Regions from separate parts of the Homo sapiens genome. Here region 1 is linked to region 2. A link is a contact called in ENCODE Hi-C or POLR2A ChIA-PET data. All regions are on one chromosome and are shown on one strand. Each heading gives the region's core, a stretch centred on a gene start or an enhancer-like site at or near the end of the contact. The rest is flanking DNA. Distances are from core to core; before and after follow the strand shown. Region 1 overlaps LOC124901288 (a long non-coding RNA gene). Region 2 has its middle 11 kb from the start of H1-2.

Region 1 (6,725 bases), core at 2,641-5,140, 280 kb after region 2:
CTGTTTTTACATTTTTAGATTGCTGAATATAAATTAAAAGCAGAATAATCATCTGTGCCACATCAACATTATATGAAATTCCAATTTCATTGTCCATAAATAAGGTTTTATCGGGACACAGCCATGTCCATTCATCTATGGCTGCACTACAAGAGCAGTTATGAAAGACACAGGAGGACCTGCAAAGCCAAAAATGTAGCAGAAAATATACAGAAAAAAAGAGTTCAGGCCCCTGCACCACAGAAAGGTGTTTTCTTGCAGACAGAGGCAGCTGTTCCCCTCAGCATCAGACGCATCTCCAGAATTTCTTTCTTATGGGGTTAGCACAGGTATCGGTAAGCAGAAAGATTCAGAAACTTCCAACACATACTGTTGCCCAAGGCCACAGCCTGTGGGAGACTTGAACTTGGGGTGGCCCCTAGTTCCAGCTGACTCCTCTGCTTGTCAGCTTCACTCCCTCTGCTCAGGTTCCCAGCTGTGACTGGAGGCCCAGCTGGAGCTCTGTGCTTGGGCTCCACAGTCCCCATTGTATCCTTATAATAGTATGATACATTCCTTTTTTGTTTTCCTTAATTAAGTTTGAGTTGCATTGTTAGAAACCAAGTGTTAGGATATGAAAGCTCAACTCTTGTGTATGTGTATGTGTATGTTACTTTAGAAAAAACATTCTTTCCATTTTGCAGGGAGGGTAGGCCACCATGTTCTTAATCAGCAGGAAAGTAAACAGGCTCTTTTGTGGTTCTAGATGAGTGATCCATCCATCCATTCATTTATTCATTCAACAAATATTTATTGTTGGCCTAATGTGTGTGAAGCACTTTTCTAGACCCAGGGGATACTACAGTTAACAAACCAATTAAAACAAATTCCTCTGTTCGATGTTACTCTGCCTGGATATGATCCTAGGGACAATCGTAGCCATCTTGTGAGCATGAAGGGAGCTAAGCTGATGCATTGCATTAACCTTGCAAAATGTAAAGATGGAAAAAACCTGGGTCCTTAATGAGGATATATTGGAATTGTCCTCTGTGTTGGTCAGGATTAAAATGCAAACACTCAAACACACTTTAGATTGTTTAAACAGGAAAACATTTTTTACAAGAAATGTTGTAACATTTCTATGTTGAGCATTCAGATTGACTTCCAGTGCCACACTGCAGAATTGAACCACCGAGGGATCTGCTGACTCTTCTAAAATCACTACAGTGTCACTACCACAGCACTACAGCATCACTGCCACAACCAAGAAAACCACCACCATCAGAAAGCTCCTGCCTGCTGCCAGCTCCAGAACCATGCAGCACCTGCATCAACACCAGTAAAACAGATGACTTATGGCCTGCCTCTCAAGTCTTAAAAATCCATTATGGGTCACTGGAGACTCTGCTAACAACACTATACAGGAGAACCAAACAACAGTTAAAACTGCAGAAATGTAGCCTCATTTCTAGCCTCCAAATTCCATGTGACTACATCTAATTTGCTAGATATAGTTTGTTTAAGCTACATTTTTTTTTCCAAATCATGACTGCCTGAGAACCTGAGAGATGTAGTGTTTTGTTTTCCTGCCTCTACAGTACAGAAAAGATCACTAGGAGGAGAGAGAATGACTGTGGCATGCCACCTTACTAGAGCCTCTCCATGTCCTACCTGAGAACTTCTTGTTAATTGAGAAAACTCTTCTTTATTGTTTAAGCCAATAAATCAATCTGACACTCCAGGGTGTGGAATCAGTTCATGCCAGAATTTAGGCCTTCTAAGCCCAACCCTGTTCTCCCACACCTACCACCCCTCACTAACTTTGGTTTTCACACCTCTCCCTTCTCTCATGTGTGGTAGTCACAATATTCAACTAAAGAGCTCAGAGATGAGACTTTCCAGAGAAGAGGGTATCACAGCCAAGTTAAATCTATAGAGGTCTTTCTTAACAGATAACTGAAACAGAATTTCTGAGATCTGGTGAACTCAGCAAGAAACATAGGACTGACTTAGTTTCTTTCTCCATGGGTGAAGATAGGAAGACAAGTTTCTCAGAGAGTGAAGAGGGATGCTTTAAGAAAGAAACTAAGACCTTCTCCGTCTGCTGAACTATCCTTGACAATACCCTTATTTTGGGTTCCTTCTTAGTTACTCTTCCAAAGAAAATGACTTCCCCATTTCCATCCCCAAGTAACTAAAATGTCTACATTTCCTATAGAAACAATGGCATATTTCAGCAACTACCATATGCTGATCACTGTTTAGGAATGCAAAAAATATATCATTCTTGTAGAAGATGTTTATTTTCAGTCTTTAAATGAAATCTCTCTTAATAGCAGGCTCAATTCAAAATCATCTTCTAGTTTTTAAAAATTCGTAGATACGTGGACTTTTGGAACATGTTTTCTAAAAGGACCCCAACCACCTTTTTATGGATTCAGTTTTGTGTCCCCCAAAATTCATATGTTGAAATCCTAATCCTAGTACCTCAGAATGTAACCTTATTTGGATATAGCTTTGGGAGGACCTGAGGCAGAGCTGTAGGGTGTAGGGGAAGCTGTGGATGCTTCCTGGTTCCTCTGGGTGTGAATGTGGCTGACGGGTTCAGAGGCTGAGGATACCTCGCCAGGATGCTGAGGAAAGAAGCCAGGATTTTAGTGGTTCTGCACTCAGAAACCAGGGCACAAGAACGCAGAGGCAGATGCCCTAGTGGACAGACGACCAGGGAGGGCCAGCGGTTCTTCTCCATGCGTGGACACAGGAGCGGTCTTCTCTTCATGTCCAAACTGAGATACCATCTGAGGAAAAGGAGAGGCCCAAAATTAATTAATAAAGCCCTGAATTGACTAGGACGAAGACCATTATTGACTCAGGAGTAGCCTGGTTTGACTAAGATGAAGGATATGCCATTAAGCGGGAAGGGGCAGAGGATGGAAATAAAGCTCAGTTTGCATTCATATAAACGTACAGGCGCGCACCATCATGCCCGGCTAATTTTTGTGTTTTTATTGGTCAGGCTGATCTCGAACTCCTGAGCTCGCGATCAGCCCGCCTCGGCCTCCCAAAGTGTTGGGATTACAGGCGTGAGCCACCACGCCTGGCAACGCCTCTAGGAGCAAAACGTGCATTTCAGCTTTTGAGGTTCCCTGCTGTGCACAGCCCTCAGCTTGCCATCTATAGGCCGCTCCATTGACAGGGGTTGAGAGGGTGAGACTTTCTCAGGCCCACGGCACAGGCAGTGATGCATATCCGCCATGAGGGGGCGGCGAAGCCTAGAGAAAGAGAGAGACACCTGAGACGAGTTCGAAGAGGCGGGAGGAGGGAAAAAGCTGGGGCGGGAGGAAAGGGGACGGGCAGGGAGGGATGGAGAGGAAGAGAGAGAAGGAGGGATGGAGAGGAAGAGAGAGAAGGAGGGAGGGAGAGGAAGAGATGATAGAGTGAGGGAACGAGGAGGAGACGAGGAGGACTTGTGGGAGGAAAGAGAGAGCAGAGAAAAGGTGAGGAGTGGGAGGAGGGAGAGGAGAGAGGGAGGAACGGGAAGGAGGAGAAGAGTGGAGTACGAGGGAAAGAAGGAGGAATGAGAGGTGAAAGGAGCAGGGGAGGAGGGAAAGCAAGTTACTGAAGGGGAAAAACAGTTCTCTGGACAGCAGTTAGCGACAGTTGTAGAGTACTTTACATTTTACAGTGTGTCACAGATACTGGCTCATGTTTCCCTCACAGTAACAACCCAATTAAGCGGTAAGCAGTAATTGCTGTCCACGTATTATTTTCAACCTGAAATGTTATTTTTAACAAAACATACTTTATATATGACAAAATAAAGAGAAACATTGGGGCAAGTGTACAGACTAATGAACATTTACTACGTTTTAGTTTAGTGGTTTTTTGTTTTGTTTTGGTTTGGTTTTGACACAGAGTTTCACTCCTGTCACCCAGGCTGAAGTGCAATGGTGCTGTCTTGGCTCACTGTAACCTCTGCCTCCCCAGTTCAAGCGATTCTCGTGCCTCAGCCTCCTAAGTAGCTGGGATTGCAAGCATGCGTCACCATGCCTGGCTAATTTTTTATATTTTTAGTAAAGACAGGGTTTCACCATGTTGGCCAAGTTGGTCTTGAACTCCTGGCCTCAAGTGATCCAGCCACCTCGGTCCCTCAAAGTGCTGGGATTACAGGCATGAGCCACCAAGCCCGGCCTTGTTTTTTGAGACAGAGTCTCAAAAACCAAGGCTCTGTTGCCCAGGCTGGAATGCGGTGACACAATCACAGCTCACTGCAGCTCCAACCTCCCGGGCTCAAGTGGTTCCTCCCACCTCAGCCTCTATAGTAGCTGGGACTACAGGCATGAGCCACCATGTGTGAGCTACATTTCATGGTCTCTTTAAATCCATTTCTATGTTAATTCTCAGATCTCTGAATAGCATGTCACCAAAAAGCATGCTGTCTGAGCATGTCAGAGCTCAGACACAGAGGCAAAGGGACAGAGCAGCACACAAAACTTAACAGAAGTGCGTTCTCAAGGAGTCGGCTTGCTAATGGTACAGAGAGAAAATAAGTAACACGTAATGTCAGATGATGACTTAAATGTTATGGAGAAAAATTAAGCATAGGCATGGAAGTAGGATAAAGAGGGGCAGGGGACAGGGAAGTGGTTAGGGAGGGTTTTAAGCAGCCTTCTCATCTGTCAAATGGGGACAATAGCCCCTACCTGCAGGCAACACACCCTCTTTCCACCAATCATCCTTGGACTCCTCTCAGGGAGTCAGCCGGGACAGTACCCAGGGTAAGTCATCTTACCTCTCCCCTCCAGCAGGTCTCCAATAGGGAAGGAGGGATGGTTACTGTACATGTGCCCTTCACAATTTCAGATCCTTATAACTGGAAGGCTCATTCTAAATGACTAGAAAGAGATCCTGAGGGGGTCTTATTTCCAGCCCCTCCAAACAAATTTCAGATCAGAATACCATGCTAGTCTTCAACTTCTTAGCAGAAAGGGAAGTTATAAGGTCTCCCAGGGAAAAGCACAGATTTATCAGCAGCAGGTTACCTATTTGGGGTCCCTCCTAGAAGGAGAACAACGTTTGTTCCAAGACAGATGGGAGGTAATATGCCAACTATAAGCACCAGGGACCCAGAAGCAACTCTGAGAGTTCCTGGGAATGGCCTGGTTCTGCCACCTCTGGATTCCTAATTTTGGCCTCATTGCCCACCCCTCATATAAACAATCAAAAGGAAAGGACATGGGCCCTTTTAAATGGATGGTAGAATGCAACCAAGCAGTCCAAGTGGTTAAGACCCAGCTTATGAGAGCCCCAGCATCAGCCCTATCAGCTGTAAGCAAACCCTTCCATCCTTATATCCATGAGAAGAGAAGGAATATCCCTAGGGGTATTAAACACTAGCCTCTCTGCCTCGAGTCTACTTTTCTAAGCAACTGGACCTGGTTGCTAAAGGCAAGCCATCTTGCCTCTGGTCAGTGGCAGCTACAGCCCTCCTCCTGAAGGAGACAGAGAAGCTAACCTTTGGACAGCCCTTAACCATCTGGACTCCTCACCATACCCAAACTCTCATAAAAGAAAGGGAGGCAGAATGGCAATCCCCGGGCAGGACCCTCTAGTTACAGGTAATGCTTATTGATAACTCCCATATAATTTTAAAGGTGTGTAATAATTAGAACCCTACCACCCTCTTTCCATCTAAGGATGGGCATTTATTCCACAACTGTCTAGAAGTGATGGAAGAAGTATACTCCAGTAGACTAGCCCATTGAAGATGCAGAAGCCAGCCGGGCGCGGTGGCTCATACCTGTAATCCCAGCACTTTGGGAGGCTGAGGCAGGCGGATCACAAGGTCAGGAGTTCAAGACCAGCCTGGACAATATGGTGAAACCCGATCTCTACTAAAAATACAAAAAAATTCGCTGGGTGTGGTGGTGGGCACCTGTAGTCCCAGCCACTTGGGAGGCTGAGGCAGGAGAATTGCTTGAACCCGAGAGGTGGAGGTTGCAGTGAGCCAAGATCATGCCACTGCGCTCCAGCCTGGGTGACAGAGCGAGACTCCGTCTAAAAAAAAAAAAAAAAAGAAAAGAAAAAAGAAAATGCAGAAGCCGAATGGTTGACTGAAGAGAGTAGCTGTATGCAAGGAGGACAAAGGAGGACAAGTTATGCTATCTCCTATCTCACTAAAGTTATAGAGGCCCATGCCCTCGCTATGGGATGCTCTTCACAAAGCAGAACTTATTGCACTAACCCGGCTGCTGGAGTTGGGGGAAGGAAAAATTATCAGCGTATACACAGATTCCAAGTATGCCTACTGTATGCTACACACATGGAGCTGTTTGGAAGGAAAGGGGCATGTTAACATCTGATAACAAGCAGGTCAGAATGGTGCTGTCATTTTTAAAGCTATTGGACTTTAAATAAGAGAACCAGCCCATAAGAGAACAAGCCAGGTGGCGATTGTTCACTGCAGGGGCCACCAAAAGCAGAAGCACAAATACAATTATTAATGATTGTTTTTCAGGGCATGTCCTCAAATGTTGACCCCAGGATGCATGGGACCCTGAAATAGAACTGGGGTCCATAGGGTTACATGCCTCCCACTTCCATGCCTGGTTACAAGGGCTTACCACTGCAACATCTGTTCTTTCTCCCCTTCCTTCCTTCCTTCCTTCCTTTCTTTTCTTCCGTTTCTCCTCTCTCTCTTTTTCTTTCCTAAGATAGAGATGGAGTCTTACTATGTTGCCCAGGCT
Region 2 (7,100 bases), core at 1,428-3,927:
TTAGGAGTGGTAGGTGTGTAAACAGTCTAGAACACTCATTCTCACTGTGATGTGAGGATGTATCCCCACATCACTGTTCTGGGAGCTCACTCCTTGTCCATCATCCAAGCTTATGATGGACAATTCTTTCCCAAGTGGGAAAGAATTCTGATGACACTCACATAACTACCCAGTCCCAACTTTCTGTATCCAAGGTGTGTGCATACCTTTGATAGCAGGCAGGTGTGCCTAGCCAATATATTAGGAGCATGGTATTCCAGCACTCTGCACTTTTTTACTATAGAATTCATCTCAACCTGCTTACATTACATGAAAGTTTTGATTGATATCAAATTTTTATTATGTTTGCTTATCAAAGGATTTGTAATTATGCTTCAGTTGATACATAGATTGTTTATATTTTTCATGGTTACTTGAAGCACTTATATTTTCCTCATACTTTTACAAAGTAATCAAGGAAAAATACAGAGGCAGCTTAGTATATTAGTCAAAAGAATAATTAGACTGTCTTGGAACCTGGAATGTCTGAGTTCAAATTCAATTTTGCCGTTTTACCAGCTGTGTGACTTTGGGTGAGTTAATAAACCTTTTCGTGTCTCAGTGTTCTCACATGTAAAGAGACAATAATAAGCCTACCTGTTTCATGGGTCATTATGAGGATTAAGGAGTTAACATTTAAATAGTTCTTAGAACAACCTCTGACATATTTTAAGTACAAAAATATATACATATATTAAATAATAACTTTTCTAAAACATCCTACCTACAATCTTGTGTGCAAATTGGTGGCTCAATTCTGCAACTGTTGTTGGTGGTGTTGTTGTTAAGCTTTTGTTTGTCATGACTGTTATCAGTAATATTAATACAGACAGTTAACTGAACCCTTCCTCTGCACCAGGCATTATATGGACTATTTTCATTCTGACTCCCTGCATTCTATGAGACAACCACCATTGTAATCATTCTCACGTTGCCAATAAGGAAATGGAGAATGAGAATTCAGACTTCTCCAAGAAGTGCTGCAGACTGATTATAAATCATGCATCCTAAACACACACATATTAAAGTATCAACTAAATCAAACAGAATAAAACTTTTGTTTTTCTATCTACAAAATGCATGAATTAAAATATGCCCCAACTACTTAACTAATATATTTAGTAAGTAGAGGGATGGAAGCGTTTTCACTCCTTCAATACATTCTTCATCAACCTCTCTCACCTTACCCCTCTGTCACAGGCATTTCCTATGTCATGCGGTTTTTCTGATGTACGCTAGGTGGCAGTCAAAACCACGAACTCTTGAAAGAGAGTATATTCCTATTTTTCTGCAGCCTCAACCTCCAGGGCTCAAACGATCCTCCTGCCTCAGCCTCCTGAGTAGCTGGGGCCACAGGTGCGAGCCACCACACCTGGCTAACTTTTACATTTTTGATAGAGACGGGGTCGCCATGTTAGCCAGCCTGGTATCGAATTCCTGACCTCAGGTGATCTGCCCGCCTCAGCCTCCCAAAATGTTGGAATAACAGGAGTGAGCCACAGTACCTGGCCGGTAATTTTTAACTTCTAGCTATACACTTAGTTTTTTGTCCTTTTCAGTGGACAGAAATTATAATGCCTGTTTGACAGGGGATAATTCTGAGGCACTGGGAAGCCATGAGACTGCATGGATTGCACAGGCAGGCAAGAACATGGGAAGGAACAAGTGTCTTAGACACTTGTCTCAGTGGTCTAGAAAAATCATGCTAGCTGATTCATTCACTCCACAAACAACTGATCAACATCTTCAAGAAGCCTAACAATGTACTGAGTTCAGGGGACAAGAAAATAATTCAGACAGGCTCTACCTTCATGGTGGTGTTTGAAGAATAGGGATCTAGAAAACGGTAGGTAATAGTGGCTGTGCAAAAGATATCAGAGATGATATGAAAAGGAGGGACTAGACCATTTTACCCAGGAGTGGAGGTTAAACATAGGGTCTTTAAGGGAAACGTAAAAATATTAATTCTTTTCATTTTTGAAGTAAAATGACCATCGCTTCTCGGCCGTTTGGCTAAGAACAAGTGAAGTAAAATGACTGAGGATGACAGACATAAATACTGCTATACAAACATGGTAGCACTGAAATTGGCTCTTGCCTGACAGGAAGCAAAATTATAAAATTCATTATTTAGATATATCAATAATGATGGTGATCAGGCTGTAATAATAATGTTATTAATCATTATGTATCAATAAGAATACAGGTGTGTGACTTTACAATGTGCCTAAGAGCAACCCAATATTTTGATTGTAAACCACATTCCCTTAAACACACACACACCTCAAACAAGACCCCATAAAGCAGACTGCACTAAAGTGGAGGTTATGTAAAAGTCCAACAGAATAAGAACCCTCCCCCATTGTGTATTAATCTGTGAACTAAAAAAAAATTTCATTAAATTGAAAATATCTAATTGTCAACTAGCAATTTTAAAGAGTTTAGGCAGAAAATGAAATATAAAGCTTTTTTTTAACTTTTAGATTTTTCAAAGCTAGCAGAACTGCTGAAGAATAACAATTCAAAACATAGGTTTGCTTTGGTTTCAATCTCTGTAGCCAAAGGCATTTACAATGTAGGATGTTGTTTGTGCTTTCAGACACTAGATGACGCTCCAAATCAAAATGCCGGTAGTTGGACAGCCCCTGATCAAGCCGCCCGGCAAATCATTAACTGGGTTGACACTGTATTACTCAGCAGATTTCAAAACTCATTCACATACAGAGTCTTTTGGTGGACAAAAATAATTATTACCCACAATTGACAGTGACAGTACTGAGAAGCTGGGAAACTGAAGTAGGACCCTGGAGCAGCCAAGTACAGAGACTGGCTCCCAGGACCTTAGGAGTTAATACTATTCCTAAAGAGAATAAATTGTCAAATAGACAAGAAATTCATGTGGGTTGATGCATTCACTTCCCCAAAACAATTATTAAGCAGTAGAAATGATAACTACGCTGGTAGTGGAAATAGTTTACAGTAAAAGGGAGAAGACATGCAAAAACCAAAAAAAAAAACGGGGCCGGGCGCAGTGGCTCACTCCTGTAATCCCAGCACTTTGGGAGGCTGAGGCGGGCCGATCACGAGGTCAGGAGATCGAGACCATCCTGGTTAACAAAGTGAAACCCCGTATCTACTAAAAATACAAAAATTAGCCGGGCTTGGTGGTGGGTGCCTGTAGTCCCAGCTGCTCAGGAGGCTGAGGCAGGAGAATGGCGTGAATCCGGGAGGCGGAGCTTGCAGTGAGCGGAGATCACACCACTGCACTCCAGCCTGGGCAACAGAGCAAGACTCCGTCTCCAAACAACAACAACAAAAAAACAGGCAGTGATGTTTTATGTGGGTCAGTGTGAAGTAGAGATCAAAGGAGAAAACGGCCAATCTTACCAAATAATGGATGCAGAAATAATCTTCATGGAGAAGCCACTTTAATTATGTCTTAAATGAGAGTAACAAATTAAACATAAGAACCTGTAGGGGCTAAGGGAAAACTTACTCTTTGGCCTCTGAAGAGTCGCTGAAAACCACCGACAAGAGGAAGATTAATAGGATAAAATGCATCCAATTTATTATTATTATTATTATTATTATTATTATTATTATTATTTTTAGACGGAGTCTCACTCTGTCACCAGGCTGGAGTGCAGTGGCGCAATCTCGGCTCACTGCAACCTCCGCCTCCCGAGTTCAAGCAATTCTCCTGCCTCAGCCTCCCCAGTAGCTGGGACTACAGGCATGTGCCACCACGCCCAGCTAACTTTTGTATTTTTAATAGAGACGGGGTTTCACCATTTCGGCTAGGGTGGTCTTGACCTCGTGGTCTGCCCGCCTCAGCTCCCAAAGTGCTGGGATTACAGGCGTGAGCCATTGCACCCGGCTGCATCCAATTTATTAATGTGTATATTAATAAATTATCCAATTTATATCCAATTTATTAATGTGTATTAACATGTACAGGGGAAATTGTCCATTTTTATTTTTTAGATTCAACAAAGTATGGGCCGCCGTGTAGAAATAGGATTGCTAATAAACAGAGTAGGGAAACCCAGCAAGGCCTGTCTGTCTAGATTCTTCTTCGCCTCTCTGTGCAGCATTCCTTCCTTCTGGATCCTCTCTGGAATGCGGTCTGGTGATCTATGATCAAATAAGGTAGTTCAGATAATTTCTTTATGGCCAGTTTTTACACAGAAAAACAGAGGGAAAGTTAGAGTAATATTTTTAGGTTTTATGGCTGGGCTCTGGGGAAAAGGTGTTTTGATTTCTATGACCTAACTTGAGGAAGAGGAATTCTCATTTCTATGGCTAGACTCCGGGGAGAATGGGACTCAGAGACAGGAGGGCAGGAGAAGATCAGAGAAAAACTTTGGCTTCTGCGGTCTTTATTTTGGGGTATTGTTTTCTGAGTTCCAACAAACCCCAAGGACCTACAAAGACTGCATACTTTTTTTTTCCTTTTTATTAATTGTGAGATAACCACAGCATAGGCAATTTGTTTTTTGTTTTTGTTTTTGAGACAGGATTTTGCATTGTTGCCCAGGCTGGAGTGCAGTGGCATAATCATAGCTCACTGCGTCCCCAAACTTCTAGGCTCAAGAGATCCTCCCAGCTTAGCCACAACTGAGAGGTGCTACTAGCATTTAGTGAGTAGAGAACAGATATGACTAGAGGTTCATTAAGTGTTTTGAGCCTTTACAGCTTCAAAATTGTCTTTGCTAACCCCTAACTTTTGGATGCTACAGAGGGCCCCTGGAGTATCCAAAGGAGAGGTAAACAGGATCATTTGACACGTTTAGTTATATAGGATTGTTGAAATAAGGTGATATTTGATCTTCAGGTCATATTTCAGTGAAAACTGTGAATGTGTGTTCCAAAATTATAGGGGATTTCTAGAGTTCTGATATCTGAGTTTGTGTCATCAGTTATAATTAGAGTTATTGTGTTAGGCTATTGTAAATCACAGAGGTGACTAAATTTCTTTGTCAATTGTGTTTTTGACTGTGACTACCCTAGGACATTTTAACATTCATAGACAAATGTTGTCTTGTTTTGAAACTCTGCAAAGAATGGATTATAACCCTCAATTGCAGGTTTCTGATAACTTTGAAGATTGTGAACAGGAGTTAACTAGGTGAGCTGAACTATTGGAAAACTAATCTTCTTGACTCTTGCCTCTGTACCTAATTCTTCCTGGATGCAGGACAAGAACTCAGGCAAAGGTGCTGCAGCATAAAGTCTGGCCAGAGAAACTGACACTCCAGAGGTTTTGTAACAATATTTTATGTTAAATAATTTATACGTATTTCCTATTCTAAGCATTTCAAGTGATTGTAAAAACTCAACTCATGAAAACTTATAGCTGAGATGATGTATCCTGTGATTTTTAACTCAACTTTATACCAATCTAAGTTGATTAGCATTCTTACAAAGTTTAAGAAGTTAAGATTTGCCATATTAAGTATTGTCTTAAGATTTTTAAGAATTGAAAAATTTGGAGCAGTTTTGTTCATTAGTCAATTGGATACTTTAAAAGTCCAGTATGTCAGATTTAAAAATTGCAATTTATAAGTTTTCTTCTTAAAGTTCGTCAAATTGCAAAAGCCTTGCCAAAAATGAATGTTAAAAATTTGGTAGATTATTTGTTCTATGGGTTCTATGGGAAAAAATTGGTAGATTAATAAATGCCAATAGTAAGCATTGTAAATTGAATTTAAAAGTTTAAGGAAGAGCTATTAATTTAATTTTGTCATAATAATGAATTGAATGTTGTTTTTTAAGTACCATAGTACTTGCTGAATGATCTTTCTGTATGGAAAAGGACATAAAAATGCACATTGGTAACATCAACTCTATTTCAGCGGCGGGATTGTGGGGTGAGCTTATCTCCAGGTTTGGGAAGGATGTGTTGTATCATCTGCCTCTTGTGTGTGTACTACCTGCCATTGCTGCTTGGCCACCAGCATCCATCTTGGTGAGTCCTGTCTCCCTCTAAAAGACTCGAGCTGTGCTGTTCAATCCAGTAGCCCCTAGCTACATGTAGCTATTGTAATGAATTAAAATTAAGTAAAATTAAACATTCTGCTCCTCAGACACCAGTCACATTTCAAGTGCACAATAGTCACAAGTGGCCAGTAGCTAGTTTTGAACAGTGTGGAAAGATTTCTGTCATCACAGAGCATTCTATTATCACGTTGTAAAGCATTCTCTAGCTCTTGCAAACTTGTCAGATCCCTTAAAAGTTCTTAAAAATAATTCATCATTCGAATTTTGCTCAGACTAATTTTTAGGGAAGTCTTTTTCTGGAGGCGTGGACTTGTGATCTCCATAATTCATCCCTTCTACTATGTTAGTTACCTTGAGCTGCTGTAATAAAATACTATAGACTTAGTCGCTAAAAAAAAAATAACTTTCTCACAGTTCTGGAAGCTCAGAAGTCCAAGATCCAGGTGCTGGCCAATTCAGTTTCTAGGTGAACGCTCTCTTCCTGACTTGTTGGTGGCAGCAGCATTCTCACTATGTGCTCATGTGGTGTCCTTTTTGTGCTTGTAGGGCTTAGGCAGTGGAGAGAAGGAGGAGAGAAAAAGAGGTCTCACTGTTTTCTCCTTTTCCCGAGACAGGTTCTCGTGTAGCCCAGGCTGGACAGCAATGGCTCACTGCAGCCTCCTCCTGGGCTCAAGCAATCCTCCCACCTCAGCCTCCAGAGTAGCTGGAGCCTCAGATGTGTACCACCACACCCAGTTCATTTTTTAAATTTTTAGAAGTTGGGGGTCTCACTATTTTGTCCAAGCTGGTCTTGAACTCCTGGGCTAAAGCGAGCCTCCTGCTTCAGCCTCTCATAGTGTTGGAATTACAGGCATCAGCTGCAGCACCTGGCTCTATTGTCTTTTTTTTTTTTTTTTTTGAGATGGAGTCTCTATCACCCAGGCTAGAGTACAGTGGTGTGATCTCACTGCAACTTCCACCTCCTGGTTTCAAGGGATTCTCCTGCCTCAGCCTCCCAGGTAGCTGGGAGTACAAGCGTGCACCACCACACCTGGCCAATTTTTGTATTTTTAGTAGACATG

What was found. A loop is a pair of places that touch in the nucleus more often than their neighbours do. ChIA-PET counts read pairs that join two places held with the same protein, here RNA polymerase II (POLR2A). Pooled maps may share reads with other maps.
Region 1: a loop to region 2 is called in a pooled map, with 3 times the contacts of the local background. The contact joins two enhancer-like sites. A Hi-C loop is called at or near these places in 3 of 50 pooled maps. POLR2A ChIA-PET finds 5 or more read pairs at or near these places in 4 of 52 experiments (Caco-2, PC-9, activated B cell and 1 more).

Annotation. Positions count from the first base shown.
Region 1 is chr6:26,338,566-26,345,290 of GRCh38, forward strand. It overlaps LOC124901288 (a long non-coding RNA gene), which reads left to right. Exons shown (of 2, transcript XR_007059522.1): 2 at 1,129-1,720. Among named protein-coding and RNA genes, the nearest start is that of TRW-CCA3-2, 10 kb to the left of the region's middle. RefSeq lists an enhancer at 3,945-4,084. Within about 2 kb of position 3,891, at least 2 of the 41 ENCODE cell types and tissues checked have a DNase peak (open chromatin) inside an H3K27ac peak, as active enhancers do.
Region 2 is chr6:26,063,439-26,070,538 of GRCh38, forward strand. No RefSeq gene overlaps it. Among named protein-coding and RNA genes, the nearest start is that of H1-2, 11 kb to the left of the region's middle. RefSeq lists a silencer at 1,189-1,328 and an enhancer at 3,175-3,674. Within about 2 kb of position 2,678, at least 7 of the 41 ENCODE cell types and tissues checked have a DNase peak (open chromatin) inside an H3K27ac peak, as active enhancers do.